Linked DNA regions of Homo sapiens: region 1 is linked to region 2. Evidence: read pairs that join two places in POLR2A ChIA-PET (ENCODE). Cell type or tissue: HepG2. All regions are shown on one strand. Links, peaks and the distances in the headings refer to the core of each region. The heading gives the core; the rest is flanking DNA. Region 1 overlaps RORA (RAR related orphan receptor A). Region 2 overlaps RORA (RAR related orphan receptor A).

What was found. ChIA-PET counts read pairs that join two places held together with the same protein. Peaks named below come from ENCODE experiments on the same cell type or tissue, not always from the same donor. Only the 100,000 strongest peaks of a DNase experiment are listed, where the experiment ranks them.
Region 1: POLR2A ChIA-PET joins it to region 2 with 7 read pairs; 5 of 35 experiments call an interaction of 5 or more read pairs at or near these places.

The regions. Positions count from the first base shown.
Region 1 is chr15:60,726,266-60,742,305 of GRCh38, reverse strand. All of the region lies in intron 1 of RORA (RAR related orphan receptor A), which reads left to right. It also overlaps the pseudogene RNA5SP397. Among named protein-coding and RNA genes, the nearest start is that of RORA-AS4, 29 kb to the left of the region's middle. RefSeq lists a silencer at 6,442-6,736. In HepG2, for the core only: no CTCF peak of the experiment used is centred there; DNase peaks (open chromatin) are centred at 6,605 and 7,245.
Region 2 is chr15:60,581,890-60,597,929 of GRCh38, reverse strand. All of the region lies in intron 2 of RORA (RAR related orphan receptor A), which reads left to right. The region is part of intron 3 of RORA-AS1 (RORA antisense RNA 1); the gene reads right to left. Among named protein-coding and RNA genes, the nearest start is that of RORA-AS2, 92 kb to the left of the region's middle. RefSeq lists silencers at 5,057-6,106, 6,137-6,256 and an enhancer at 12,842-12,891. In HepG2, for the core only: no CTCF peak of the experiment used is centred there; DNase peaks (open chromatin) are centred at 5,339 and 6,889; H3K4me3 peaks cover 2,878 bases.

The DNA of each region.
Region 1 (16,040 bases), core at 4,295-8,294, 150 kb before region 2:
ATTTCTGCACTTACATATCTACCTGTTTAAGTGAGCATATAACATTTTTATAATCACTCAAACATTGAAGTTATTTTCACTTTTTAAAAGAATAACAGCATTCAATGTGGATGACAGTGAGGAGACACCAAGAAACTTGGTGGCTGTTGAAGATAATAACTCCCAATACATACACATATATATCTATCTATACATATAGATAGATATAGATATATCTCCAGTTGTAGTCACAGGAATTATTTGCATTTCTCTCTAATCAATCTAGAATGGCTTCTTGGAGGAGGTTGGGTTTCAGAAGTTACAGAAATGCTGTGAGAGAAACTTTTGTCCAGTGGAGAGGGAAGGAACTCGCAGGCGCTGTCCAGAGGAGGCTTGGCAGGGAGTGGCATGTTGCTTCCCAAGGAGATTTGCACGGTTGGTTTGAGGCGAGTGAGGGGATCAGCTGTGGCCATGCGGCCATGCAGGAAGTGTGGAAAGAAGACAAGGTTGTTGAGGCCTCCCACTTGAATAATGAAGAGATGAAGACAGTGAGAAGTTCCCTGAGACTCTAAATTTCCAGGGAGAGGGCTGCACCTCCTTGACCAACTCCCTGGAGTCCATTAGGCCAATGAGGTGCGGCTCCCATGCCTCTGCAGTAAGGTTGGGGAACTAGATCTGCTATGAGGAATTATGGGGCATTTACTAATGGCCCAGGTGTAAACCTCTACATTTCCAGGGCCAGACAGGGAGGAGCCAACAGCAGTCTCTGCCCTGGAACACAACCCTCTGAGAATTTTCAGTCTGTCTGACCCTATCCTCTGCTTTATTCCATTCTCTAGAAGCTCTTACCCAAGGAGGCATAGACCCATCTCACTTTCCCCTGATCTTGGTTTTCATAGCATCAAGAAAGAACCCCTGAAGCCCATGGCCTGTTGAGTCTCTTATCATCAGAGATCATATGAACAGAGTAAACAGTCTTTCTCCTTTGAGGGAAGGAGAAGCCTGGGAGCGCACGCAGCCCCTGCAAGGTAAAGAAAGCCTGAAGGTCATATTAAGCAAGAGCCACTGTTCCTTAGGACACTGTCCTCTGTGCACCATGAAGTTTCTGGCTGGGAATTGAATTTGAGTCATTGGTTCACTGAACTTTCTCTTCCTGTCCCACATTATTTGTTAATGGTCAGTGTTGTAACATTAGCTGCTTGAAGCATTTGGAGAGGATTTGGGGATAACTCAAGCGGTTTATCACTGACTTGGAGCATGGGATGTCCATTCACTCTAAACCACAGCATTGCCACTGCCCAAGAAGAATGCCTAGGCTTATATTTTGCAATTGTTTCAACACCACACGGGAAATACAGGTGAACCAATTGCACAGCCTCAAAAAGTGCCACAGCTGCTTTCTCACTGGGGTTTGCCCAACCTTTTGGGTCAGTCTGTTAGGTTAACCAACCCACCCTCTATTGGTAGCAACAGGATTCTGCTAGCTCCTTCAGTATGGTCATAAAACCACCAAAGCTGTGAGAGAGAGAGAGAGGCTCTATGAAGAGCAGAACAGTTAAAAGAAATACCTCATTTGGTCCTGCGTATGTACCTAACAATGTCACATTTTTTTAAAAGTTAACCTAAGAGATTTACAGCTCAGAGTGCCACTGAGATTTTTTTATTATAATTTGTGCTGAGAGAAAAAGTCTTCCTGGGGTGGTTTCAACAGCTCCTCCACATAAACTTCAAGCTCTTCATTTCTGGCATGCACACTCTCGAAGGAATTACTGTTATTTACCTCTGCCTGCTCAGAGAGAACCATTTCATGGAGATAGTCCAGCTTTGGACACAGCCTCACTGGCATTGTCCTTGGTGCCTTTAATGTCGTAGGCTCCAGTTCACATCCAGGACTGTGAATGGTTTTGCCAGACCGAATTCTGTGTCTGCGAATGAGCTGGAGCTTTTGCAATTTAAATGGACAGGCAGAGTTCATGTACTGTTTCAGTTCTCGCTTGATGGGCCTTCTCGGACTGTGCAACTTTATTTGGCTGTTTTTGTGTGAGGTGATTTTTCTTCTGAAGTGCGGGGGGTAACGAACTGGGTAGCCCACACGTTGTTGGGGTTTATAGAATCCTTTGATAATTAAACCATTGAGCCACAGACAGAAAGAATTCAGAGGCCTTTGTTGCCATGGACTGATAGTAACTTAAAAAAAACTGAAGCTAAAAAAAAGGGAGTGATAATCTCAAGTCCCCTTTCCAGTTTCCCCCGCTCCCTTTCTCTCCTTTCTAATAGAAGAGAGGAGTCAGGTGAGGAGAAGAGAGGTTGGTGTCCAGGGGAGATGGACAAATCTCTTTCTTTGGATGGAACCTCTCTTTCTTCCTCCTCTGTTTTGGATTGTCAGTTAAGACCCAGGGGCAAGCTGAGTGTTTCTTTCAGGAGAGGAAAAAAGCTAAAGTTAACATGGGAAAAAGAGCACGAGAAGTACAAGGCCTCCATGAAAATCAGATTTCTTTAAAAAAAGAAATCGTTTCCTTCCTCAATACCTAGTGGGGCTCAGCTCCCAGAGACAAGCGGTAAATGTGCAGGATGAAAAGCTCAAGGTGGAGGAAGGTTTGCTCCTAAGTCAGAGACTGGGAGGTCCCCGAGGCAGGGCACTTGTATGAAGTGGGGCATTGAGAGAAGTTCACCTTCCCCCAGACTGAGTTGGTCCACACAAAATCTTCCTGGAAGTGTGGTGAAGTATTTCCTTTAAAAAAAACTTTTTTTTTTTTGCGACAAGGTCTTGCTGTGTTACCCAGCCTGGAGTGCAGTGGTGCGATCAGGGCTCATCATAGCCTCTGCCTCCTGGGATCAAGTGATCTTCCCTACTCAGCCCCTCGAGTAGCAGGACCACAGGTGTACACCACCACGCCTGGCTAATTTTTGTGTTTTCTTGTAGAGATGGGATTTTGCCATGTTGCCTAGGCTGGTCTCAAGCCTGAGTTCAAGTGATCCACCCACCTGGGCCTCCCAAAGTGCTGGGATTACAGATGTGAGCCACTGCGCCCAGCCCCAAACCAAAAATGTATCTCTCCCCACCCCTGGGTGTTTATCACATTTCTGATGCTACTGAAGACCCCGGGTTTCTACGTTGCCTTCAGAATCTCAGAGAACGTCCTTGAAAGAAGTGACTTTTTCATTAGATACAAGGCCACAGCCCTGGGTTATGGGTTGGACTGTGTCCCCCTCCTCAAAACTTATATTTTGAAATCATAATCCCCAGTACCTTGGAATGTGACCTTATTTGAAAAATAAGGCTGTTCCGAGCAATTAGTTAAGTTAAAATGAGGTCATCATGGAGTAGGGTGGGCCCCTAATCGGACATGACTGGTGTCCTTATAAAAGGGGGAAATTTGAAGACAGATGCACACAGGGAGAATGCTTTGTGAAGATCAGAGTTATGTTGCCACAAGACAGAGGACTTTGAGAAGCTAGGACAGAGGACTGGAATGGATTTTCCCCTAGCACCTTCAAAGGAAGCATGGCCCTGCCAGCAACCTGATCTTGGCCTTCCAGCCTCCAGATCTGTAAGACAATGCGCTTCCTCTGTGTAAGCCACCAGTGAGTGGAACTTTGTTCCAGCAGTCGTAGGAAACGACCACAGGCCCACAGGACTTTTAGGGACCAACAAAACTATTTTAATTTTCATTTCTTTTCAAATCAGAAGGACAAAAATGAATGTAAGAATAATGAATACATAATGATGAAATCCAGCCTGGATTATATTTGTCTTAATACCAACGATATCATAAAATGTAGTTTTTACTTATTTTTTGATTATGGAGAAAGGGCTTGTGAAGCCAAAAGCACCCAGGGCCCACAAAAGATGTGATGTGGCCCTGAGGCCCTGAATTGATTTGGAACAGGTGAGTGGCCCCTACATCCTAGAGCAGCCCAGGAATTTGTGGTTGGGGCAGGAGTCAGCCCGGGGATCTGGGAAAAGATAAAAGTGTAATAGTCTGTGTAACTGTGTTGTAAAATATTCCTCAGTCTTTGCTGATGCTCCTCCTTTCTTCTTACCTCTGGCATATTGAAGAGTTGTTTTTGCTTTTAATATCTGTGAGAGGAGGACAGTTTCAAAAATGTCTCCATTTGGTACATTGTCGATGTTTGGCTATAGCTGAAGCACAAAGTGAAACAGAAGCTGCTACGGTCTCGGCTTATCCCTTGTGGAACTGCTTGCTTCACTAAAATGAGAAGGTAGAGCTTCAAATTAAGTCTGGACTCCCTCATTCAGCTCCCAATAGGTCTTTCTTTTCAAGCGTCTCTTCCCATTCACTTCCAAAAGCTATATTACTTATTTATGACCCAATCCAGGAGAAATAATACGCACTTAACTTGCACTTGTAACTGTTATCCTATTAATTACTCAGTTAAAATCCATAAAAGTGGACGGCTGTCACCGAAGTCTCTGCTAGAATTGTCACAAAAAGGAGCAGCTCTTGACAAATTTATTAATCAGGGTCTTGTGTGTAGTTCTTCGAAGTCAAATAGCCTGAGCTTCCAGGAGCCCAGTGGCCTGTGAAAATTGTATCCCATCCTCTCCAGTTGACAGTTCACACAATCTATGGAATGCAGGGGATATCTCTTCCTAACAAGCAGCAATAAACAGAAGAAACCTGAGCCAAACAAACAGGTAATTCTAAATTGACAACTGATATATACACATGACGCTTATAGCCCCCATTCTATAGACCAGGGGTTCTGAAACGAGTGAGCATCAGAATCACTTGGAGGACTTGTTAAAAACAGATTGCTGAGCCCATGCCCAGAGTTTCTGATTCAGTCAGTCTGGGATGGGACCCAAGAACTGGCATTTCTAACCTAGTTCCCAGGTACTGCCCATGCCGCTGGTCCAGAGGCCACACCCTGAGAAGCACTAGTCTAGAGGTTAACCTTCCATTGGTCTTTTTGCCAATAGGTGGTGCTCTTCCAAGAGCACCATCCTGCAATTACTAGGGGACGTAATGAATTTTAGACATAGGAATTGTCTGCCTGAAGTTATAGAACTTCCTTTCCTGGAAATAGGTAGAAGTAGACATCATCACTTTTCCAGAAGGGCTGTGTGCAGTTGGACCACGAGACCGTCCAACAGCAGTGACAACATGATCCACCTGATTGTACCCTCTCCTGTTCCATGCAATTTGATACCTTCCCTAACCACCCACTGGCATCCCCTCTAGTGATGCACAGCTATGAAATGGTTGTAGCAGAATGGTCCAGGATAAAGGCACTGCAGGGGTTCAGGTCTGAAAGTACACTTGGATGCTGAGGCATTTAGGAAGAGCTGCACCGGTGGGCTCTAGGAAAGGACATAGTGGTAAGGAGCGGTGGTAAATAAAGGTCTAGCAAGACCTCAGTTTTCTGTCTTCGAGGCATTGGGAAGGTGGCAAGAACTTGAATTCTCACCGCTATGTTCCTTTAGCCAAGGTGTATCTATTTATTCTCCTATCGAAGTACTAACCAGGCTCGGCTCTGCTTAGCTTCCAAGATCAGACAAGATCGGGCACCTTCAGGGAGGTATGGCCGTAGATGCCTATAACTGTTTATTGAATGTTTCCCCAGTATAAATTTTTAGACTGAGCAAGGTAGAGAGTGTTGAGGCTGATACTCTAGTAGGGGACAGCGAGGCAGACCCATAAATCATTATAATACATGGTAGACAGGGGCCACACAAACAGACTTACACTTCCTCAGAGATGCTCTGGAAATCACCATACCTCCAATGCACTTCTTTTTCAGGAAGAAAAAAATATATATCAGATCAGAGTTTGTTCAGGTAACAGAATATCAAATCAGAGTTCATGAACTGAGAGGACAAGGCCAAAAGTCTTAAACCGAATGCTGGCCTATGCAAAGGTTTTCCTCTGGGTGCAGGAGTCCTTTCTCAAATATTACTGAAGCTGAAGGGCCTTCCTGATTATTGCTAGTTGGAAGAGGGAGACAGAATGGGTTGTATTTCGGATATTTTCCTTAATAACTCTGACTTCCCGCCATGCTGCTAGCACCTCTGCCGTCTACCTTAGGTTCCTGTACCAACTGAGATTGCCACCATGAAAACTCATAGCCCAACCAGAAAACACTGTTCCAGGATACTTTGGGACCAGGGGAAAAAAAGGAGAAGACTGAATCTGGGCCCCACTCTTAGCCAGCAGTGAACTGACATCCCTAGTGAGAATCCCCCAGCCCTGTAACCTGTTCAGCCCCTCCCCTAGACTCAGTCCTGGCTTCTGAAGGCATCTGCTTGATCCCTAGATGACGCCTTAAAGTTGACAGGTAAGCAAGATAATTGGGAGAGGTAACAGCTGAAACGTGTGTTGTGAAGGGCATGGGTACATCTAGTCTACTGTGTGTTTAGAATTGGGGATGGAGGATTAAATTGGGCTTGGCCAGTCAAGTCAATAAGTCTGTCTCCAATGGTGAGTTGACCTTCCTGCTGGTGACACTTTTGCTGCTTCCCAATATTTCATCCCAAATGGAAGTGAGGGATTGAATTTTATCTTCAAAACCACTGAGCCTTGAATCCATTGTGCTGCTTTGCTTGTGTTTCCTGCCAAACTGCCTTGTGAAATTTTACCCACTGAGCAAAGTTCATCTCTTCTATGAAAGCTTCTCCTGCCACATTCCAATTCACATGGAGTTCTCTAAATACAAACATTTTTGAACTCACCTTCTGTTTACCTTGTCTCTTCTGGAGGCCGAAGTGCAACTTGGTTTTTTTTTTTTCCTTTTTTCCCTGTGATGCTTAGCATAATTCTAAAGGTGGTAGGCTCTCAGCAGCGCATCTGGTTTTATTTCAATTAAGTAGCATTAGTTTCTATCCCTAAGTAGCAAATTAGGCAGTTACGATGGAGGTGTCATATGCTTTCCCAGGTACAGTTTAGAATGATGTCTACCACAGATTTAATAACACTTGCTGTTCTCCCTCTTCTTAAAAGAGCTACAGAAATAGTGTTTGGCAATATTATATAAAAAAACAACCTTTTATACAGCAGCTATGTTTAGTTAGGGGTCAAATAATCCTTTGTTCAGTATGTCTTGTCACAGATGTCTTTTATCATAAGCAACAAATCTTTCTGTGTTGGTGAACATCTCTGAGGCAGATGTCCTGTGACCCAGGGTGGAGGTTTATTCTTTGTTCTGTGATATATTTGCCTTCTCTTGAATTGCAGGCTCAGTGACTCAGCTTCTTTCTCTCCTCTGAAGAGATGTCAGTGACTGTTGTTTTGCTCTCTGATGCTTTGTACTTCACAGAGATTTGCTTTTGTAAACTGCATGGCTAAGGTGCACACCTTAAATAACACCATTAAATAACTCTCTTTTATACCCAACTGTGCTGCCCATGGTTGTCTGCAAGTCAAGTCTGAGTGCAAATAGCAGATAAAATGAAACAATAAAAGCAGGCTAGAAACAAATAACAGATTGATGTATTAGAAATGCAGGAAAACAGTTTAGTTAGCCATTGCCAAAAGTATCACAGAGATTTCTAGCCCCATCTGTCACTTCAAAGTCTCTACATGATTGCCGTTACATTTACACCATGCTGAATAGTCTTTTGGAAGAGTATACTGTATCTTTCTGCAGCATGTTATCAAGGTGTGGATCTCTCTCAAATCAGGGAAACCTACTTTTCTGTTAAGTGTGTGAAAACAGAGAAGTACCCACGCAGGACATGGAGAGGTCGGGGTCCCAAGAAATCTAACAGTGGGCCATTATGTTGGTGCCTGTCTCCTATTTACAAAGACAAACTTTCAGCTCCACAGACTCAAAAACGTGTCTTGTCTTTGCAGTGTTCAGAGATGAGAGAGCAGACTCAAATCTCTCAAGCTCTCAAAACTGATATATAAAATAATCATTCCTGTGTTAAAATCAGAATATTACAGTGTTTATTTAAGAAGAGAGATTTCTCCAGCTGTTTTTTCAGTGGAGCTCCAGATGTGGTAGTTGGCTTGTGTTTAGGGTAGTGGTCCCCAAACTTCATCGTGCATCAGAATCACTGAGAGGCCCCATCTCCAGAGTTTCTGATTCAGTAGGACTGGGGAGAGACTCAGGTTTGTATTTTAATAATTTTCCAGGTGATGCTGATGCTGTTGGCTCAAAGACCTCAGTTGGAGAACACTGATTTAGGGGTCACATTGAATGAACAGCAGCTGTAATTAACACTAAAAATCCTGCTGAGCACAGAGAGATGTTCATCTTCTGAGAAGCTCAAGAGGCTGATGAAGGATTAAGAGTCACCTCTCTCATCTCCATCTCACTCTCTGTCTCTCTCCTCCCACTCTGCCACTCTGTTGCCCTCTTTTCATTTCTTATTCCTTTCCTCATTCCCATCTCATTCCTTTCTCTTTCTCTCTCTCTCTCTCTCTCTCTCTCTCTCTCTCTCTCTCTGCCCCTATTCTAACCGCTCACCTGTGTGCAGATAGTTGGATACACATAAGTTGGGCAACTCAACTTCCCATCCACTGGGAACAACTGATTGGGTCCTTAGGCCTGAAAAATCCTAGCAGGCCATTGCCCACGTTTGTTTCCATAACTCTTTTCTCTCTGCTCCCATGGCCATGCTTGATTATCATACCTCCTTCTGATGGATTTGTAAATTCAGGCAGCTTCCAGTCAAATTTTGCCTTCCAGAAGCTCAGTAAAGTGACTTTGCATATCTCTGCCATCCCCTTTTATGGGAGATCATACAGTTTAACTTTCAGATCATGGTCTTTTTTCTTCCTCAGTACTTATTCATGGGGAATATCCTCTTTAATCCCCCAATATTGACAACATTAATATTTGCATTTTAATTAAAATCTAAAGATCTCACGTCAAAGTGTGTTATTTCCTTGGTATCTCACAGTAACACTGCTCACTCTTCAGTGAAGTCTGGCATGACATGAGTTGCCTCAGCCCACGCAAAAACTGCATGCCCTGGGGATTTACCCACACAGACTGGTCATACTCATAAGTAAGATTGGCATTTGTGTCCTCCACTGTCCTTATTCCCATCTCAATATTGTGCCTCATTTTTGGCCTCTACAGTCGGTAGTTTTTACTAATTCAAAGAAATCACCCCAAGAAAGCAGGGGGAGAAGATTGAAATATGAGTAGGGGAGGAGGTTGAGAAGGACATTGACTAATGCATTTCCTTATTTACCTCCATTTCCAAATTTAGGGAACTCATAAGAAGCATAATTGAGTCTCCAACTTATGAAAGTTCTGAGCCAGAATTCCTCCAGAGGAGCAAGCTAATGCCATCTTGGCAATAAAGGGGCCGGCCGCAGAGCAGGTGTGTGCTTATTTTCCACACGGTCCCCAAGGCCTAATGTTTATGAGAGTGTCCCTTTCAAAGACGGAGATTTCTGTCAAAAGAAAGTAGTTTTTGTTTTGAAAGAAAATACTATGATGGGGTATGGGGCAATATTTGAATCTGCATCTCTGAAGGGTGATAACAGGATAGTCTTTATAGAAGCATGTAAGTGCACGTGTGTGTGCGTAGCTGTAAGTATGTGAGTGTATGTGGGTGTGTGTGTGATTGTAAGTATGTTTAACTGTTCACGTGTCAGGGTATGTAGGGTTGTGTAAGTGTTCATGTGTTGGTTATGTAAAGGGGGGTGTGTGTACACGTGTGTTTGTCCACGGGTGGATATGTACGAGTGATTAAGAGAGAGAGAGAGAATGAGAATGATTATCACATCTCAGACAAGCTGGAAGGGCTTGCTCAACCTCCCTCTGACACAGTTGAACTAAGCTGGCCAAATCAGGTTAAGGCTTTCTAGATTAATTTGCTTAATTTTTTTGAGGACAACTTCTACACTGAAACTCCAAGTAAGCCTCCTGAAATGTGGTGGTAGATGTGGTGTGTCCTGAGCTCAGGGAACTGGCTGTTTGCTGAAGATTTCCCACAGAGAGAAAAGCTTTGGCCTGACTTCTGCACAGGCACCCTGACTTTGCTGCCTCTCAGGAATCTGGAAGGTGCTGGCTCACCCGCACCTACCTTTCCATCTTATATAATCCAACAATTTGACACTCACATCCTCTTCCTGTTAGATTCAGTCTCTGTTTTCCTTGATGGTTACTATATTTTAAAATGTTACATAGTATTTTTAGATAATAGAACCTTTTAAAAATAATCTAATTTGGGGGTGTATATGCAGAAATGGCCCTATCCAAACAAGACATTTTAAGGCAACGTCTTTTTTAAATTCTTGAAAACTCTGTGTACCCAGCATCTGCTAGAGATGCATCCTATTCCATAGCACAGTTGATTTAGATGACCATTCAACTCAGCCTCTAAGAGGCTGGTTACTCAATGCTCTCCCTTCGCCTATTCGGAACTTCTAGCCTGGTATGGCAGGATCCTAATTCATTAGCTAATAGAGACCTCCTATTTTCCCTGGGACGTGTCCTCCTCTGCAGATACTTGGCTGAAAAAGAACGCTGACAGCAACTTTAAGCTTATGCAATTCATGTCTACTTGTGAAATTCAAACTCATGGCTGCTAATAATGGAGATGATGACTCCCATGACTGAATAACAAACTGTATTTCATTTTGGGCACTAACAGCAGTCAACTGGTAGTGGCTGCCTGGAGTACCAAGAATGCCACAATAGATTAGTGATGTCTGCTGTAAACAAGGAGTGGGAGTGTTGGTGTGCTTGCTCTACTTGCTTCCTCTGTTCTAGTTCACCAAAGAAACCACTTACCTTTCTAAAAAATATAATGTTATTCACCTGAAGTTAACTTTTCCTCTTAGCAGTTGGGGCCATCTCTAGGCAGGGGACTGATTCTTCGGCTAATTTGGAATCCTTGCTGTTTTGACTTTTTTCTGTTTTCTTCCTTCAGTACATCTTCTCTATTTTGTGTCTGCCTCTCCCTAGTGTCAGAATCTTCTTTCACCAGAAACACTCAGTGTTTTCAGATGGAAGCATGGTTTCTGGAAAGGAAAGCATCCCACAAACTAAATGGTTGCTAATCCCAAACACATATGCATGTTTAAAGAGAAGGCTTAGTATTGGCCATGTTTAGACCAAAGGAATGAATTTTTATTGGTGAAATTCAAGTGTATTGTTTGGGGGTTTGGGGCATCATTCTTTTCTAGACACACCTGCTTAAATGACCTTATCCACCATCACTGACAGTTGTTTACTCCATATGGCTCACCAAAGTTCACAAGTTTCTTGAGTTAAAGATGCTGGGCTGCTTTCCTGCTTACTGGGTTAGCCTCAATATATGACAGATTATTATTAAGAGGCAGTGAAGGTGGGAGGAAGGAGAAGATTAGGAAGAATAACTAATGGGTATCAGGCTTAATACCTGAGTGATGAAATATTCCGTACAACAACCCCCCGACACATGTTTACATATGTAACAAACCAGGTGTACCCCTGGACTTAAAATAAAAGTATGTTTAAAAAGAAACAATGAAAATACTGTCCTGTCTGTCAAAAAAAAAAAAAATTCTTTTCCTATATGAATAGCTCACTGAGATTTTGTTGAGACATAAAGTTTTCATATTGTAACATACCTTTCTATTTATTCCTTGTAAATACTAAACAGTGTTAGAAAGTAACCAAATATAGATATATTGACTTGGAAATGAATCCATGATATAGTATTAAGTAAAATGAAATGATCACAGGAAAACATGCAAAGAGAAATACAAGTGAGCACACACATACATGCATCTGTATTTAAGCATATATTTAAAGCACAGAAAGTAGCCTAGAAAATGTTATATTTAAAAGTTTGACCTCAAAAGAGAAGAGAAGGATTAAGGAATGCAGGGGAAGTGAAAAGCTCCTTTGATTTGTATTCTACATACTACTGCATTTTTTAAGATTTTTCCAGCCAGCATGTATTATTTCTGTATTTTAAAGAAGGAATGGTTGGTTTAAATTAATTGAACGATAAGACAACCACAAAAGAAATCAGGCTATGAAAGGTTAAGACCATTTGGCCAAATTCAGTTCTTCAGAATGAGAAGAATGGCATTTCCTACGGTCCTTGGTAACCTCAAAGTTTCCAGCTGCTAACAGTCACATCCGAGTGTCATGTGTGCACACCTGAAACCGTGTGGGAGGAAAGCCGTCTTCCTGTATAGAGGAAGACCTTCCAGCATCATCTAGTACAGATCTTCTCCTGCAGTCAACTGAAGGAAGACAAGATGCTTGCAGCCTCATTTAGAACTGTGGACTATTTAAAAGTGATACCAAGGTCTGCTTTTGAAAACTCCTTCCCCAACATTCGCTGTTTACTCTTGTTCATGGTTTTATTTGTGCTGGCGTAACAGGAGATAAATGTAAAAAGGGACAAGGGACAAGTCGTGAGAAGAACCACTTTGATTCAGTGCTGCTAATGTTGCTATTTCCAGAAATGGAACCAGAAAAGAAGGAATCTAGCAATTTTTAAAAAAACTAAATCTATTGTCCACAACTAGCCTTAAAGCAGAGAGGTAAGATATTACATAGAAAATACCATCCCTAACCCTGACTACATAAAGTATAAGTTGGATTAGACTTCATATTTTAGATTTAATACACAGAAGAAGAAATCAACTAACAACTGTATAAATGATTACAATCCAGTTGGGTTGGATTCAATGCCATTTGTTGGCACAGGTCTTGCCTCAGGACAAACCTACCCTACCCAAGGTAATACAGACAGGGTTCCTGTCAGAAAGATCCCTTGCACCTCACTAAAATTCCCTCTCATGATTGTATTTAAATTTATTTGCATAATTCATGAGAGCTTTATATTGCATATTACATACTCAGGACATTGGGAGTCTGCTATTGGTGAATTCTAACAATGGAGAAAATGGAGGCTCAGGTACATAAATGGATTTGTCCTAGGGTACTACATTGAGTGACTAATCTGGGACTAGAATCCAGGACTCCTGACTCTGTTGTCCCCACTTCTCCTAAGGTGGAGTTTCTTTTGGCTAAAGACTCATCTCCAGGACACTCTTTTAAAATATGTATCACTGGAGGTTGGAGTAAGGAAAGTGATCGAAAGACTGAGCATTTCCAGTTAATGTGTTGTCCTCTTTAGTGGCATCCATGAGGCTCTTTGTCAATGAAGTTTTGATGGAGCAGAACAGAGGTGGGAGGAACTCAGAATATGGGGTGGGGTGGGGGGATGTGAGAGGGAACCCAGTGTTGGGGCCTGCCTTCTCAAAGCAAGGGACACCAAAAACGGGGAGGTAAATATCAGCATCAGCTTCGGCCTTTCCTATTGGCTTCCAGCTCCTGTCCTGCTAGTGGTAATTACACCTAGAATAAAACCCCAACAAAGGGAGTTGTAAATATCCCGCCTATGGATATAACAACGTATTAGCTCTGTGTTCAGATGGGATAACTCAAGGGGAGACCTCTACCAGATGCAATTAATAATATCTTACATTTATATTATAATTTTATTATTGTATAAAGTTTTTAAAAATCTGCACCTTTCTTATAGTACTTTTCGCACTCTGACTTACAGTTGAATTATATGTAAATGTGAGTTACCTCCCCTACTACACTTTAAGTTTTTTTTAGGGCAGGATCTGTGCCTGGCTCACCTTTAGGTGTTGAGAAATGAATAGCACTTGGCATATACTTGTTGCATTAATGAATGGAGCAGGGATGTTTCTGCAGATCCTTTTAGTGTGTTTTACTGGTAAATGCATTTTACTTATAATATTTTTTAAATGGGAGACATAATCTTTTCTTCATTTTTAATCCCCTCATTCAACTTTATAAGTGAATTGTGTGTCTCTGTAGGTATTTTGGATGAAACGAATGATGATTTACTTAGTAGGGATATTTTTAAGTGGAAATGAACTAATGTCCTATGTTTTTCTGTGTTAATGAGCTGTAACTTGCTATTCAACTGAATAGGTAACTGAAGAGGAGCAACCTAGTCCCTACACAAGCAGGGTCAATATAATTCCTATCCTGTATTGTCTAGGTCCAAGGGTGAGTTGGGAGGATGGGTATATTGCAGATACTTAATATTGTTGAACGGTAAGAGAATATTTGTCTCTTGGTTATGGATTCTGTTTACAAAGCAAAAAAGTATTTTAGCCTGGGTGACATAATGAGACCTGATTCTAAAAAGGTAAATAAATAAAAAAGCAAAAAGGAAGCATCTTCTTATCTTGTTAAATTCTACATGAAGAATAGTCACCCGGATGGGAAGTAGAAGTAAGGTTTTCAGTTCCAATAACATGCAAGGAAAAATGGAAAAAATCCTTTGGCATTCGTTCTTTTGATACAGAGGAAAAATACTAGGCTCAGTGTTTCACAAACCTTGGTGTCCCAGTCTCCGAGTTAAAGTGGGGATGTAGCCCATTGTGAGCAGGTAGACCTTTCAGATACGTCCACTGTGTATTTGCCAGGAGGAGGTGAAGCCAGGTCCAGGAGTGCATTCAGAGGAGACGAATACCTTCAGAGCGCTGTGAATGTCAGGAGTGAGTGCCCGTGAACCTCTCCTAGAGTTTCACTTGGCAGGCAGGTGCCCCATTGAAACTATCTCCCCAGGGATCTCATGGGATCTGAGATCCTGCTCCTTCTCTTACTAGGTGGGATAAGAGCGATGGCCGGTTCATGTAAGGACAGGGACAGATTCTTTTCACTTTCACGCCATTTTTTTTTAAAGTCCCAAACAACCTGTTCCAGGACCTTCTCCCTTCGTGCACTGGTCCCAGTTGCTTTGCCTCCAGATACCCTGGGACCCCTGAAATCTATAACTGTCTGCATTCTTTCCTTGTTCTGATCTGTGCTTAAAATGTTCTAGTTGACAGTTTAGAGCTTTGGTTCATAAGGGATCAGCTGTCAGCGAGAGGAATGTGAGGCTCTTATTGTGGATGGGATTTGAGCAGAGTCCATCTGAATCCTTGCTTTTGTCTGGAAACGTTAAGAACTATTACAGCAATGTGTGCCCTAGGAGTGTAGGTAAATCTAAGCAGGGGTCTGTTCACTAAGGAAGGTATGTTGGGAATTCAGTGGGTTTTGCAACCGTGGGATATTCCAAGTCATATTAAAGGTTAAAAACGAGCACAGGGAAGCAATTGCAAAGAAGGGGAAGGAGGCACAAGAATGGTTGACTTTTGAGCTATTCTTGCCAAAAAACAAAACAAAACAATAACAACAAAAAATGAAAGCAATGGGTGAGTTCAATGAAGCAGTGGACTTAGCTGAGGGCAGAAATATTTGTCTTTTTGGTTATGAACAGCAGTGTAATCCCTGGGCTTGCTGGGGACAAAAACCAGCAAACCTGTGTGAGCTGCTGTTTGTGAGGTGTTCACAGGAGTTTGCGATCAAAATGATTGTGAATGTGAAAGTTATTACTGCTCAAAAAACACTTTATATCAGGGTTAATTATAAGGAGATTCTGTAGTATAATTAGTGTTCTTTCTATTGAGGATTAAGGGCCTCTCCTAAATGGCCTTTTTGATTGCCTTCTTCCCTTTTTTAATTTCCTCCTTGTCCTTTTTGATTATCTACCCCACGACCCTCAGGGCTCCTCAATGTAATACAATTAAAATAACATTTTTCTGTTAGAGGGTTTTATTTTATGAGCTATTAACCCCCTGCTTGCCTGAAGTCTGGTTTAGTCTCCCCGCATACCCACCCGCCCCTAGACACAGTGGCGCGTCTGCAGCCCCACGGGAGACACATGCAGACGAGGCTGTAGGCGGGGCCTACGCAAAGCAAAGCTGAGGAACTACCTTGGTTTGGTCTTTCAAGAGATGATTGGATGCTGATTTTCCAGCAGCAACGAAAGGGAAATGAGTCCTGCTGGCCCAGCTGGCTTTCACGTAAGCTGGAGCCTGGGTAATACAACCTTGTCCCAATTCTGTTTGTGCCCTGTGCTGTGGCAAACTGCCTTGCACACAGTAGGTGCTCAATACTGGCCTTTACTGACCTGCTTAGGACCATTTGCCTCCTTTGTTTTTGCAATCCCGAGACAACAAAGAACGCAGACATTTCCACTTTCCTTCTCCATTGGTCCTGACCCCATTCATTTCTTAGACTTGCCAGCATGACCTCTTATTAACCTTCAT
Region 2 (16,040 bases), core at 5,259-9,258:
TTGGAGAAGTAAGCAGATACGGCACAGCATAGAGAAAGGGAAGAAAGTGTTCCCGAAAAGTGGATGGGGAATGATTCTGAAAGCAGTCACAGGATGTTCGAGTGGTAGGGGCCCGTTGCAGTCAGTTCCTACTCCATCAGGCTACAGTTGAGGGGCCTGGTGTCCTGAAAGGTAAAATGGCTTGCCCGATGTGATGTAGAAAGCTAATGACAAGTGTGAAACTATCCTGGACCCAGGATTCCAGATTCTGAGTTCACTTGTATTTCTTGTGTTTGCTTACATATATATATATATATGTATATATATGTATGTATATATATATATATATATATGTGTATATATATATATATATGTGTATATATATATATATATATATATGTTGTGTGTGTGTGTGTGTGTGTGTGTGTGTGTGTGTGTATCTCCTGTACCACTGCCAGGTATAGGAATGGGGTGAGGACACAGCATGGGGACATAAAGGAATGGAGGTCCCTCTTGGCCTTGGTTTGCATTTCTCCCCTTCCTGCCTTGACTGGTGTGTGTGTAGTGAGGCACCTGCCACCCACCTATTCTGTGGAGGTTGCTCAGCTCTGTATGCCTGTGAACTTTACCCTTTTCCTTATTGTGGTGATTACAAAACATAAGCCAGTCCTCTGAATTTCCTAATAGGTGTATGAAATATATGGTTCCAGAAATCCCAGAAGCCCTGCACCATTGTCTCCATTTAGTCAAATCTTTCACCTCCAACATCCCATTACACTAATAGCCACACTAATGATTTGCAGTCATCTATCAACTGTTAGTGAGTGGCACAGTGCTGCGCAAACATCTTTTCAATGGGCAACCAGACATGTTACACCTTTAGGAATGTTTGGACCGACTCACGGAACTCTACAGTTTTCAGAGCACAGGTCAGCTGATTTGTGACCTTCTCAAAATCAGGGCTACTGTCTTATTCTTGTTTGATTATCCATCACAGTGTCAGCATAATACCTACTCAGTAAGTGTGGCTGATTATGAGAAATATGTGTATGTGTGTGTGGGTGGGTGTGAGTGTGTAAAAGTGTAGGTGTCTCTTGCCACCCAAATGTAGTCTATTTCACGATATTTCATGAACTATGCATATGTATACATACATGCATATTTCAATCTACATCTATATTCATTTTAAAATCATGAATAAGGCAGATAAACCACATTAATCCACTTGTCCCGTCCCCCTTTATACTCATAAACAGCAGAGTTCCTTGTCTTACTGTTGGCTTCTGGGTCTCACCAGTGTTACTCCATTTGTAAGTGTTCCTTTATGAGAAACTGGCTCCTTCTGGACTCATATTTAAGCAAGGCTGTGATCTCTTCTAGGTTAGTTTGTGATGTGTCCATAGCTTCCCAAGTATCCTTGCTTTAGAACTCTCTGGGTCTGACCCTATTGTGTTTATAGGAAACTTGGTCCCCTGGCTCTATGTCAACCAGAATGGCTCAACTCCTAAAGGTCACAGTGCAGTGGTGGCTAAGGATTCCATTGAATCAAGCTGCCTAGGACCACATTAACCTTTCACTGATCCCTTTCTTGTTCAGCTATAACAAAATTAATTGAATTAGCAAGCAGACGCACACTGGAGAGAGAGACGCAGGGCCTGGGTGAGACAAAACCAAAATGCTGTGCCTCACATGCATCAGCAAACTTTGAAATCACCTTTGTCCTAGGAGCCACTTGCAGATTCGGGATAAGTTTGCCAGTCCACTGGTTTGTCATTCTCCCCAATAGCATTATATCTGTGATTTGGGGTGGCAAATTATGAGATCAGAACTTGTGTGGTGAAAAACAAAATATACGCTCATAAAGTCAAGTATCATTTATTTAAACTGTAACATAGGAAGACTGGCACCAATTTACTAGTGATACTACCGTCTAGACTCCTGCAAAAATGCACCCATCTTTTCCCCTAGGTGTTTTTGGGAACAACTTGGCATTAGAAGTGTCTCTCTACTTTCTTACTGTGTGGCAGACTCAGTGTGGAACCCAGCACACAGGAACACCACGTGGGGCTGTGACCATCCTGGGAGACTCTGAGATGAGTTACATGTGTTTATAAGTATGTTGTGTGCCTTCTTTTTCTGAGATTAGTCAACAGAAACCTTTGAGCTGCAAATTAATATATAACAAACTCCCATTCCTGGTAAAGAAGTCCCATTCTGTTTAATTATCTTCATGTAAGCAATATTACTTTACTTTTTTTTTTTTTTCAGAACACTTGGTAAAAAGAAAAAGAAAGAATATGTTCCTTAGCACTGTGTTCTCCCTCAGTCGGTACTCATAAGCATTTATTTAATAAAATCCAAACGATTATTCCTACATATTTATTGCATTTTAATATTTTATTGTATTTCTACTTGATTGTATTTTTTTTTTTCCTTGAGACAGATTATTGCTCTGTCGCCCAGGCTGGAGTGCAGTGGTGTGATCTCAGCTCACTGCAACCTCAACTTCCTGGGTTCAAGTAATTCTTATGCCTCAGCCTCGCGAGTAGTAGCTGGGATTACAGGCAAGCACCACCACGCCTGGCTAATTTTTGTATTTTTGTAGAGATGGGGTTTCACCATGTTGCCCAGGTTGGTCTTGAACTCCTGACCTCAAGTGATCCACCCGCCTTGACCTCTCAAAGTGCTGGGATTACAGGCATGAGCCACCATGCCCGGCTTTTACATGATTGTATTTTAATATACAGTGGGTAAAAGTTTGTGCTAAAATGTATCATTTATGGCTCCAATTTGGTATTATTGAAGGGAGATGTCCCTTCAATATGGGAGATGTTCCCTTTTACTCCTGACTGATTTGTTTGGTTGGGGCCTTATAATGTCATAGAAAATGTGCATTTTGAGTGGTTAAAAAAAAAAAACAGCCTATAGTTTTTACTCTCAAAGAGCTTTGTGTTAATATAAAGAACAGTAATATAACCTGGGTTAAAAGCTGAAGACATTTAATAGAGGCATGTATTACAAATAGCATCTAGCTACATTGGAAGGTTAGGACTTCATATCTGAAATTCTGTTGCTCATTAGTTGTAGGAAGTGAATGAAGTACATCTCCAAAGGGCAAGGTCAGTATTACATTATTCTGGAAATGTCTTTGTTGAATAAATGTGTAAATATTTCAGATAAGTACTTGAGATTATATTTCTATTGGGGACATATCTATAGAATGAATGATTCTACTTATAACTGCAGGAGCAGATGTCATGTTACATGTTGTTCCCAATGACTGATTTCATTTGAAATGATCTGGAAATAAATACTGATTACTAGTGATGTCAGATTATTCACCTTGGAGTCAGATGTCTCACAAGGCACGCTAGAGCTAATAGATTTGGTTCTTTTGAAAACATTGTTTTCTAAAGCAGGATACTGTTTTAAAGTAGCATTGTGAATCATCCGAGTTGTATATCTGGGTTCACTTGCATTGAGTAGGGAAGAACATACTTCCGAGGATGCAGTCTCCGATGGTTTTCCATCCTTTAACGATACAAAAGAAAGAAAATTGTACCTGGGACCTGCTTATAGGATAGCTTGGCATTAGTCGTTAGCACAAGGGAAATCAATAACCAAATGTGAATGATGGTGTCAGTGTAACTGAGGGGCGTTGCCTCATTGGGAGATATAGTTGCATCATAGGAACGTGGTGTGATTTAATTTCATAATTGTAAACATTACAGTGGGTATGGCTGATTCATTTGAAACTCTTGTCCACTTTGCTATGGCTGGACAGCTGAGTTAACATGGGTAGGTCTTGGGTTCACATTTTTATAATTTCTTTTCTTTGTAGTTTTTTTTGGGGGAAAAATCTTTAAGAAAAAAAGCTGTATTAGAATGAATTTATCTGAAATCAAACTTTTATAAAGCCATGGCTTGACTGAAGGACAACGAACTTTATTGACCTTCTAAATCAGAGCGCTGTATAAATGTTTGGAAGACTCAATTTTGCCTTGAAAGGGGGCTGGGGAGGGAGTGTATGAATCCTTGTTTTCTACGGTGCTGATTATTTGCTTGTGTTTTAAATTGTGGCCCAACTCAGGGGCAAGAGCAACTCACTTACATGGAGAAAAAAATATGCTAGAATTATCCTTGCTTAATCATCATGAATGCAACAGCTAATAGCCATCTGATATTTTAAGTTGTGCGTGGCAACAGACCAACAGAAAAGCAAGCAGAATGAAATTTCGTGAAGGAACCGCAATAGGTACGCAAACTTGGCTTTTCAGAATTTTTTTCTGTTATGCTCGGTACTATAGACACCCTGACCAAAGTTTTAAACAATGCAGACTCTGGGTATGTAGCATCTGAAATTCATTGTAAAGAGATTGACCTGTAAAATAATAACGTCATGATTTACAGTTCCGTAAGGACAGTAAGAAGAATTAAGCTTCAAAGTTTAGAGGGAATTAAGTCTTAGTCGCATGTTAAAATGTACAAAGTTCACCTTCAGAGGTCTTTATTTTCTGTCAGAATTACCACAGTGTTTCATTTTTAGGGTATGAAAACGATAGCTTTTCCTACTTGTAGATGGGTTCTCTGGAGAGATATGGAAGAGCCTGGGAATTTAGCGGCTCAAATCAGCTGGCAACTGGAGTTCATTTAGGTGATTCACATACAATTTCCGGCTTTCCTTGCAGGTATCAGTGGTCTTGGACGCGGGGAAGGGGGTTGGGGGGGACAGGTGTAGACCAGGACCTTGGTTATTGGTATAACTGCCAATATCCAAGGGTTGCCAAGGGTTGGGTGGGCGGAGTTCCCCCGCCCAGGCCGAGTCTCTCCAGAAAGACTTCGGAGGAGCTTACTCCACTCCCCGGACGGTCCCAGTGGCTTCGTTCTCCACGGCCCAGAAGTGGGCCGTACCTTCCGATTAGAGCTGGGGCACTCTAGGAAATGCGGGTGACCGTAGCTCCCCAGACCAAACCTGTCTTTTCCACCAACGAGCTGGCGCATTTATCGCCCCCGAGTGCTCCGGCAAGCCAGCGGGAGAGTGGCGTCGGGTTGCGAGCCTCTTGCCCCACCGAGTGGGGGCAGAAAGTGGTCAGAGGCGCGTTCCGCGGGGCGCTGCGTGCAGAAAAGCGACCGGCGGCCACAGGTGATCCCGAAGGCGAGGGGAAGGCGGGCGCCCGGGCGAGGGCCCGGGGCGCGGGAGGGCAGGCCCGGCCGGGGTGGGCCAGCAGAGCCGCCGCTGCTACTCACCTGCCCGCGGGGGCGGGGCGGGGCGCGGCGCTGGGGCGCGCCTGCCTCCCGCCTCCCGCCTCCCGCCTCCCGCCCCGGGAGGAAGCGGAGGGGCGCGGTGTAAACAGAGCGGCGGCCGTGATGTCAGCCGGTCACATGGAGCCTCTTATGGCTCGGGATGGCTCTCGGCGGGCGGGCAGCTGCGGCAGCTGCTGCTGTGGCTCGGGCGGCGGCGGCGCGGCGGCGGCAGAGGGGGCTCCGGGGTCGGACCATCCGCTCTCCCTGCGCTCTCCGCACCGCGGCTTAAATGATGTATTTTGTGATCGCAGCGATGAAAGGTGAGCCCGGGCGCCCCGCCGGGGCCGGGTGGGCTGGCGGCTCCGGGGGGCGGGGAGGAGGGCGCGCAGGGGGAGGGGTGGGCGCGCCTGCCCGAACGCACGTACTGCCCGGGGCTCGGCGCGGGGGCCCTGCCAGGGCCTTCTGGGCCACCGCCGCGGCGCCACCTGAGCCCGGCCACGGGATCGGCCTGCCTCCGATTGGGGGGCAAAGGCGCACGGGGTGGATCCCCCTCTGCTGCCCCCTCCGGCTCCTGTCAGTCTCTTGGGTCCGCTTGGCACCGGGCGGGTCTCCCAAAAGAAAGTTTGCCGGGAGTCGCCGCGCTTCGGAAAGGAAGGGGAGGGTCTGCGGAGTTCAGAGGAAGCCGGGGACGCCCGCGGCCGGTCCCCAGGGCCCGCACCCGGGACAGCTCCGGCCTAGGTCGGGGAGGCGCCGCGGCCGGGCAGGGCCGTGCGTGCGCGTTGTCGCGATGTCATCCCCGGGGACTGGTCAGCGCCCCAGGCCTTGCGCCCTGCCCCTGCGTCCCCGAGCGCCTCAGCGGCCGCCGGCCGGGCAAGTGCCGCAGGTCCGCGCTGTGTCCCGCGCTGTGTCCCGCCGCGGCCACTTCCGAAAGCGCGCGGGCCGGAGCGAGACGGGCGCCTCGAGCGTGCCAAGACGCTCTGGGCGGCCCAGGGAGCCGCGGCGCACCCCGCTTGACACTTTGGCTGGTGGATGGAGGTGGGGAGGAACTCGGCAGCCCACGGGATCCGCGGGCAGGGGCGGAGGTTAGACCGTGGTGAGGGCCGACGGGCGCGGGTTAGTCGCGGCCAATCCTGCCGGGCGGCCCGGCCTTCCGCCCTCATCAGGACTCCGTAGCCGGGCCGGGGGCGGGAGGGGAGGGGGATTTGGTTGGAGGGAGGACTGGCTCTAGGTCCTCTCAGGTGAGAAGGAGAGAAACCGTGGCAAGTCAGGGAACTTTCTGATGGGAAAGCTAAAGTTTGGAGGTGTTCAGGAAGTCGCCCGTGCTGCCGGAGAAACCGAGACTCGCTCTTGGGACGGTTGCAAACAGCTCCGGAGAAACTCAGCCCGCAGCACGCCGCCCGCCGCCCGCCGCCCGCTTGTGCGCCCGCAGGTTCCTCGCCGTGGATAATCTGCCCGAGCTGCTTCGCAGGCCCGGCCGCCAGGCTTGGGGATTTAGAGCCCCATCTGTTTGCGGCGGACGCGGCTTCCCTAATGCGCAGCAATTGTGCAGACCCAGACTGTCCTGCGGGTCCTAGCCACCGGTGCGGGTGCCAAGCGCCTGTTAAACGTTTGCTAGTTTGGGGTTGTGTTGCAATCTGGAATGAAGGACACCAGTTCGGTATCTGCGCTGGGTTTACTTTCGGATCACCGAGCTTTGCCTTTCTTCACTAGAGATTGGGTGGCATCTCTTTTATTAATTATTAACAGGCCGAAACGTACTGGACGTTAAGATGAGCTGCTTGAGATGAAATCTTTCTATATAATGTGCCCACAGCAAATTTTCTCTTTTCCCCTGTGGCTTGAGGGGAATGGGATTTAATCATTTTTAGAATATGTAATTCATATAAGTAAAAGAGAGGAAACCTCCCGTGATCCGCGCTCTTAAGCACTTAAAATTATTTGGGAGGAAAAATTATTAAGATTTCTTATCGACTTCTTATGTTAAAAAATCTATTCTCCCCCACCCCCCCAAAAAACTTTTATGCTAGTCCTGCATTTCATTAGCCCTGTAAGTGTGAAACGTCTTAAATGCCCTCTGCAGTTAAAGCATTTTTTGTCTTTAAATTATAAAATTGATTTTGCTATTTGGAAGATGTCAATGCCAGTCTTTATCCACTTTGTCTAATATACTTTGTGTTGATTGGAGGAAAGGCGAGAGGCTGAGACATTTTAAACTGCTTTCTCCCCTAATGAACAGTAACGACCCACCAAAAAAAAGGAAAGTACGTTTTAATATTTTGATTTAAAGTTGATGTTTCCTAGTACATAGGCTTTTGCTTTTGTAATTCTACAAAGTGAAGTTCCATACTGTCCCTTGCTAATAGAATAATAAGAATCACACACGCTACCCCCACACTTGGAGTGACCTCTGTCTGCCATAAAATAATAGTTTCATAGTATTGTGCTTTGAAAAAAGTGCCTCAGAAGTACTGGCAATGCAATTTTTCTATAAACTCAGCTGCCTGAAAGAGAGAGAGAGAGAGAGAGAGAGATAGAGGAAGAGGGAGAGAGAATGCATCTGAACAATTAGAATATTTCACTCCCAATATCATAATATCCTGAATTTTAATGGGATTATCTTGCTTTGGTGCAAACTTAAGCTGAAAGAGAAAATAGTTTGTGGGGAAGTGAGGAATGCTGTAAATGTTTCCATATCAGATTTAGAGGAAAAAACTGGCTTAGAATCTTATTAAATACTTCCCTATTGCTTCTCAGTTTTAATAGTTAAATTGGTTCCATGTGTAAGACAGTTTGTATAACTAGATTTTTCGTGCAAAACAGAAATACTGTTTACAATATAGCTTTTTGGTATGTGGATGCATGTGGACAAGGGAGGAGAGAACAAGCCACCATAAAAGAAAGATTCTCTTTGTTGGCTGATTTACTGATGTTTTTTAAACATCAGTAAATCAGGCCCTTTGAACTCACCAAAGAAGAAAATCCTTCCTCTGCATTAGTTGTCAAATAAGTTTAGGCTTAGTTTCATGCTCAAATGTAATAAATCTTCATTTGAGTAACTCTAGTCTCATCCTTCAATTTTGCTTTTGTTTAATTAACAACAAAATTCCAATACCATTTGGATTGCTTCTTGGGCAAAGGGAGAGAGCCAGCTATAACATTTATAATCGGGGGAGCACTTGTTCTGCTCATCATAAAAGTGCATTGGCCAGATGTCACGCGGCAGCGGAGTACTGAAAGGAAATGTAAGACGTTCATCAGTTTCAGTAGATGATATACCCCTTTGCTTCATATGAGTGCTCAGCCTGTGTTTGTGCAAATGGAGTTATAAGAGCACAGGGAGGCTTAAAGGGAATTTCTGGCCCGTAGATTCTTCGTCCGGCCTGATTCATGTGCAAATGCAAGACTCCTCACCACTTTGAAAATACTGTATGTGTTGGTAGTATGTCCAACTGTAATAAATACGATTCTGTAGTTTTGAAGAACTTGGCCTTTCTTTCTACGAAATGAAATTAGAATTCGATCTCTGATCTCACTGTAAGGACCCATTGCCTGGTATCCCTTCACTGGGATTTTTGTACCATTTTTGTTACTTGTGATGGGAAGGATTGGGAGAAGGTGATGGCTGGATCTTGAAAAGAGAAAACCCAAATGGTTGCCACTACTGAGCAGAATGCTTATCTGGCAAGAAGGGATCAGTTCTTTTAAAGACAAAGAGGATTTCTGAATCCATTTGTCCATGGGAGGAGGGAGAAGCCTGGACCCTCCATGAAGTAGAGAGTATTTTAAAAGCACCATTTTCATGGGCAGCCTCTTGATTTTATATATTTCAATCACGTTACTTGAGATACAAAGCAGCAGCATGCACAAGTAAACCCTTTTGCCCACGATTTGAATTGAGAACCATATAATTTATTTAATGCTGCCCAGTCATGAAATAATGTAATTTCTAAACAGAAATAGTCATTTAGAAATATACAGTATGTCATCTAAACCTTAGCTCTTTAATATGTAGTAGATACACTTGTAAATATATTAATAATTCTCATTAGTCTCCTTTTTCTCCTATCTTTCCCTCCCACTCAAGTGAGACACAATAAAAGTGGATGAGATCAGCAAGGTGATAATTGCAAAGCACCTACAATAGCACCCAACCACTTTCTTATTTGCTCTGGGGTATCTAGGAAAATAATATTTATAAATGGCCACTTACTGGAGAAAAGTTACTGGATGGATGGATGGATGGATGGATGGATGGATGAATAGATTTGCAGAGGTAGATGTAGGGTTCAGTTTTCTTAAAAATCTCTTAAATTATTATAGGGATCAACAAAACCCCTTATGTGGAACAAATTTCCTAAGAATACTCTGTCATGGAAATGTTTTCTGCATTCATTTTTACTATTTACAGCACTTATTAGTAAGAAATCAAGGCTGCCTTTATGTATTTCATATTTAATAATTTTAAAGCCATAATTAGACACTCAGAGTCAGCAGCTACACCACTTTTATGTTTCTCTACTTAAAAAACAGTTTTTTTGGAGCCATCCACCAGTGACAAGTCAGGTGTGAATTGACATTTGATAGTATCTCAAAGACCACATACAGACCCTCTGAGGAATGATTTACAAGTTCTGTCTCCCCCATCTAGCTATTCTACTGAAGATAACTCCCTTCCATCCCAACCTTTTGATTCATGAACTGAGAGAGTCGTAGTCAGAGCTTTTTCTATCCGTCAGTATTTTGTGTGACATGATAGAACATGATTTTTCTGTTAATTGTCAAGAGATAGGAGGTCTAAATAGATGGATAATAGCATATACTATCCAATGGGCAAAATGCAAGGAAGCAGCTGAAATCTTTTGTTTCTGGATTTTCTTTTTGGAATGAAATTTGTTAGCCCTCATCATATTTTCAGGAGATAATACGATAACTTTAAAAATCTTTGCTCCTGTGGGTATAAAAAATAATGTCAAGATTATTCCCTAGGTTTTCCAGTTATTTCATTTTTTAAAATGTTACTGCTTCTGAAGTTTACTAGGCATTTCATAAACAAATAGGGAGATGATGCTAATCTATATTTATTTTGTGCTTTATGGTTTACAAACACTCTTACATCATTTAATCCTCCATAGAGAGTCACTGATAGTCCCATCAGTGACTGATGAAGAAACTGAGGCTCACAGAGGTTGCGTTATAGCCTAGCTTTTCCATCTGATAACGTGAAACAAGAACTACAACCCTAATTTCTATCTTCATGCCTCCCCTGGAGGAAGCTGTGAAAAACGTCCTGGATATAACTTTGTCTCTAGTTAGTGGAAATTATAACTCTGGCATTTATATGGGAAAAAAATAGATCCAATTATGTAATGCTTTGCTGAGCCTAATATCTTTAAATTACTATTTAATAAAATCAGTTTGGTACAAATGGGGTTATTCTTATTTGCTTATCATTAGCTCTCTTCAACCATGATTTTCATTAAGTCTGCTTGTTTTAAGAGGATATGAGTGAAATATAAGCATTATTTTCCCCAAGAATACAGAATACCATGAAGTACAGCTAACCTGTGTAACCAATCGCCATTATGATAGAATTGAGAGATATATCTATATGTTCCACTTATCCTTAGGCAAAGGGAACATTCACAAATGCATCTTCTAATTTTAATATGACTTTGTGTAGTATAAAGCTTACGAATTCTCGTGCTTGTGAGTGCTGTCGTGTTTGTTTTCATGACAGCTTAGGGGCATGATTGTAGATCTATTCTTGAGAAATCGTTTGTCTTTTAGAAAATCACGTGAAGTCTAAAAGTTTTCAAGTAGATCTGAAAAATCTCATTTCTCACTTAGTGGGGAATGGCCTTAATGACTGCTGGATTAAGGTGTGTTTGTCTGAAAGCAAATAAGGATTATTTCAGTCTCAGACGAAACCTTTAAAGTCACTCAGATGAATGTCTCACTGGGATTTGGACCCTGCCCACAATATTTCTGCCAAGTAGTTATCTGGTTATGCTGGAACACCTCCAACGATGGGGAACTCACTATCTTTAAAGGTAGGTTACTCCATCTTGAATTAGAAAAGTCTTTTTATATCAAGCATAACTCTCTCCTTTGTACTTTTAATCCCTTAATTCTGATCCTTTCCTTTGGGGCTGTGCAGAACACATTTAATCCATCTTTCAAATGAAAGACTGTAAGTCATTTGAAGACTAGTACTGTAACACACACATGCACACGCACACACACACACACACCCCTCTAATACGTAATATCTGCTGTCCCTCTCCAGTCCTTTTTGCTGTAAGTGTGGTTCTGCCTTCCCACAATCTTGGTCAGTTTCTTCCTCAAACACACTTCAGTTTGCCTAGAACCACTTGAAATTTTAATGCCAAAGATGGACCCCAAGTGCCAGTTGTGATATAATTGACTTGGCACTTAACCCAGCACATAGTAAAGAGGCAGCCATGACTTAAAGATGAAAAACTTTTGTTTTAAAATTTTAAAGATAACATCAGCTAGCTGTATCTCTAGCACCTCTCACCACCAGTCTTTGTGATATCATTGTTTGTGAAAGTGGACTTTTGAACTGTTTAGGAATACTTTTAGTTCCATTTGAAGTTGATTATTAAGTATCCAGGAAAATCAAAGATACTACAAAAATAATTAAAGGAACATTAGAAGCATTTCAGGTATTTTTCTGCCGCATGTCAGATATGAGATAAGGCTGCCCTCTAGTGGTTACTTGCACATGGACGGCTAAACCCATAATGGTGCCAGTGAATTTCCCATCAGGCTAGTGGGAAGGTCAAAGGTTGTAGTTATTTTCTTAATTGGAATGAGACATTTCTATTCCAGATTCAAAAGTTTAACTCGTTGTTCTTCATGGTTATCAGAAATGTAACTGTGGAAGGGATACTGAATTTTAAAAGTTTGCTTGGCAGGAAGTAAAGGAAAAAAAATTTTTAACTTAAAGCTGATTTATTTGCTGTTTGGCTCAATATTAAATTTAAGTGAAATTTGGTTTGTGAGTCAACAATTGTTATGACATTTTTAGTAATCCTCGTATTTTTTTAAGTTTCAAACTCCATTCTAATTCCCAACCCTTGAATATCTTTTAAAAAGAGGTCGTCATTTGATGAGCTAAATTCAGCGTTTCCCCTTTTTAAATCTAGAGCTTTTCTTTTTCAAAAATGATAAACATTTAGTAAAAAAGTAAACTACAGTAGCTTTTGGGGGGTAATAAAACAATTTTAAACATGGATGAAAAAAACTATTAACCCCTTGGTTTCTGAAGATTTATGGTTAGATCATTTGGTTCACTTAAGTATATACAGTTTGCCTAAAAAATAAGATAGAGGATATGTCAGAAACTCTGCATGAGGTAGCGACAAGCATTCATTTGCATATTTTTTAGGATAAATAGATAATACAAGTGGATTGTGGATTTGGATTTTGGTGTTATAACAAGTGTGAAACAATGGTAAAACAATCTGATTTCTGTGTCGGAATCTGAGGAATGAATATAGATCTTCCTATTTGCTTAAATGTTATTTGTTCCTGGTGCTACACAGAGGTATAAGAATGCACGTTTATATGAATTTTGCATTGCTGAAGAAGTCAAAGCTGATCTGAGCTAGAATAACCAGGGTAATAATAATGACAAATAATCACCAGGCTTGTAAAGGATAATAGTGCTTACGTGTTCCTATTAGAAAGATGAAATTGCAGCGTTTCATGAAAAAGAAGAAAAAAAATAAAAAGCAAGGAAAAACTGCTGTTTAAACCTTTCTATCATAGAAATAAGGCAGTGGTTCAGAAGTGAAGACTTGTGGTTAAGTTTCAGATCAGTTATTGAAGCCAACCGTTTTACAAACTGCGCCACCCAGAAGTGTGATTTTTTTTCACCACATGAGAAGTATTCTCTTTTTCACAGAATGTTATTTTCATTTTTCGGTTGTTGGAAAGGTTTTTTTTCTCCTTCTTTTTATTTGTTCATCTCACTTCAAATCTTCTGTAGAACAGTGGGTGAAAATAAGTAAATAAATTTGTTTCAGCAAATACTTAAGTGCCTATTGTGTGCTAGGTAATTCAGGTACCACCTTTGTGCTTTTATAATAGGAGCTGAGACACCTTCCTCCCAATCAAGTGTCTTAAGCCATGAATCAGCATTTAAAAAATGCACTGAGAAGTTGGCAGCCACACTTAGTCAGAGAAGGCTGCTTTATGGCTGTTGGACTTACACATTTGCATTTGCTATAAGCTACATGCCATTTAAAACAAAGGAGATTTCTGTGACATGCCAAACAATGCAATGAAATGTTAATGTAACTGGATAAAGTCAAACCCTATACTTATGGATGAACATGATTTGCTTCCACATAAGCCATAAGTTAGCTCTAAAATCCTGCCTGAAACAGTGGTTCTGAAACTGTAGAGTAGAACCCATACTCCAGAGAGTCTTAAGAAGGCGGATCCCTGGGTCTCACACAGAGTTTGATTCTGTCAGTCTGGGGTGAGGCCCACGAAGGCATGTATTTACACAGCATCTCAGATGTTTCTGATGCAACTGGTCCTTAGGCCTCACTTTGTGAAGCTCTCTGTTCTAGCCTGTCAGAGCCAGGTGGACCGCAGAGTCCTCCAGTCCTCTAGTGGTTCCCAAATGTCATTGATCTTCACAGTCATCTGGGAAGCATTTAAAAAATAAATGCCTTTCTCCAGCAACACCTGCACAGATCCTGCTTCCAAAAGCCTAGGAGGGGAGGCCAAGGAATCTTCTTTTGTAAAAGATCCTCTTGTGAGGATAAGACAGGTTTGGGAACCACTGCTCGGGGCTAACCCTTTCCTCTTACTCACGAGGAAAGGGAATCTCAGAAAGGTAAATTATATTAAGGTAACCATTCACTTCTCTTTAGTTCACTCCCTTCAGCATGGAAGAGGTGCCAGATGTGAGCAATTTCTGGCATTGTTATTAACACACTTGAAATATTTTTCTGTTAACTTTGGCCTTGCTATCAACCAGCATGCAGAAGCAAGTGGGCAGACTGTTCCCTCAAATCTCTTACCCCAAGTGGCCCAAACAGGAGAGAACCCTGAGGCTGTTTTGGTGCTGGAGGCTGCTGTGAGACTTTTCAAATACTGTACTCCTTTTCGTCATAAAGCCTTGTCCAGAAGCCCCAGCCTCTGCATGTGACATAGACACAATGTATTTTAGCCTTCACTGTGTGCCTGGGCTGGGTCTTGCCAATACTGTGACCACTTAGCAGGAGCAGGCTAAGAGTCTTACTGCAGAAGTCAAGGCCAACTCAGTGGAAACAGTGATGTCTTTTCAAGGTTGCTTTATTCAGCGACAAAGTAAAGGTTTCAGTGCCCTGGAAGCTGATCAGTGCTTCCTGTTTAGCACATGGCCTTTCTCAGGCACTGAGCATCTGGTGTGTATCTGCCAGTGTCCAGGCTCTGGAGGTGACATCCAAACAGGGGAGACCAAATGCTGCCTTCGTGCAGCTTAGATTCTAGTCTGGTGGGATAGATGAAAGTAGACTTCCTCTGGCTGGTGTGGAGAAGGACTACCTGCCTGCTTCCACACTGCGACACCAGCCCCCTTTTTCTTTTGAAAATGCTGGTGTAGTATCTATCTCATTATTGTGGCAGATGTGATGCTGGCGGCCGAGGGGACAGCAGTGATCATGTCAGTCTCTGGTCTCTGTGAGTGTACATTCTGGTGGGAGAGGTAGGTAATACTTAAGTAAACATATCAATGAACTAGATAAATGCAGATAATAACAACAGCTAGGCCAATGTAAAAACAGTATAATGGTTTAGAAATGCTTATGGCCTCATGGGTCAACATCAGGGAACTGAATCAAAAAATTTTCCCAACTGATGGTGAACATTTTGCAATAGACCTCACAGGTCATCTGCTCCCAACCTGGTCTGCGTATTAATCTATCTAAAGAGTTTTTAAAAGATATATAAGCCCAGGCTGTGCTCTTACAGATTTCTGATTTTACTGGTCCCAAGGTGTAGAGCTCAAGTATTGCTACATTTTTAAAGATAACTCAGATAATTCTGGTTGAGAAACCTCTGAAGCCCAACACCCTCACTTTGTACATGAGTCACCCTGTCCGCAGTGTAGCAAAACAATGTTGAGTAGTGGAAACCCCCCTACATAGGGTGGGGGAAGATGAAGATATGGGTTATTGTCCCAGATCTGCGATGCAATAATTGTCAGGTTAAACCTCAGTTGTTCACTTTCCCTGTTTTTAAAGTTAAAGGGTTGGACTTGGTAGTCACCAAGATCTTTTCCATCTCTACCGTTCTATGAAAGTGTTTCTATTAAAACAGAAACATGCTCTAGTTTCTTGTTTGAGACTTGGGAGAGGCAAACAAATGCCTCCTACTTTCCTTATTCCCTGTCTCTACCCTTAATTGCTATAGGTCCTTCTATCAGCTAATCAGTTCCTTTTGGAAGTGAAAATTTAAGACAGAAAGAGGTAATTACTTTATGCTATTTAAATAAATTTAAGAACAAGCAAGTTTTCATTAATATTAATAATAAATATGCCCAGATTTAGTTCTAGTAAATTACAGTCATACCTTATTTATCAAATTGTAGCCTAAAGCTTTTTCCGTTTTTGATGGTTGATTTAAAACCAAGGGGCGGGGGCAGTTGTTTAAAAATGGAAACCATGGAGTAGCCTTAACCATTGCGTACCACAGTAATTTTATTCTTTACCAAATATTCCAAGCCAGGAACCCAAAGAAATTGAGTCTCTCCCAATGTATCGTCTGCAGTTTATTAGCAAGCAGAAACAATGTATCTC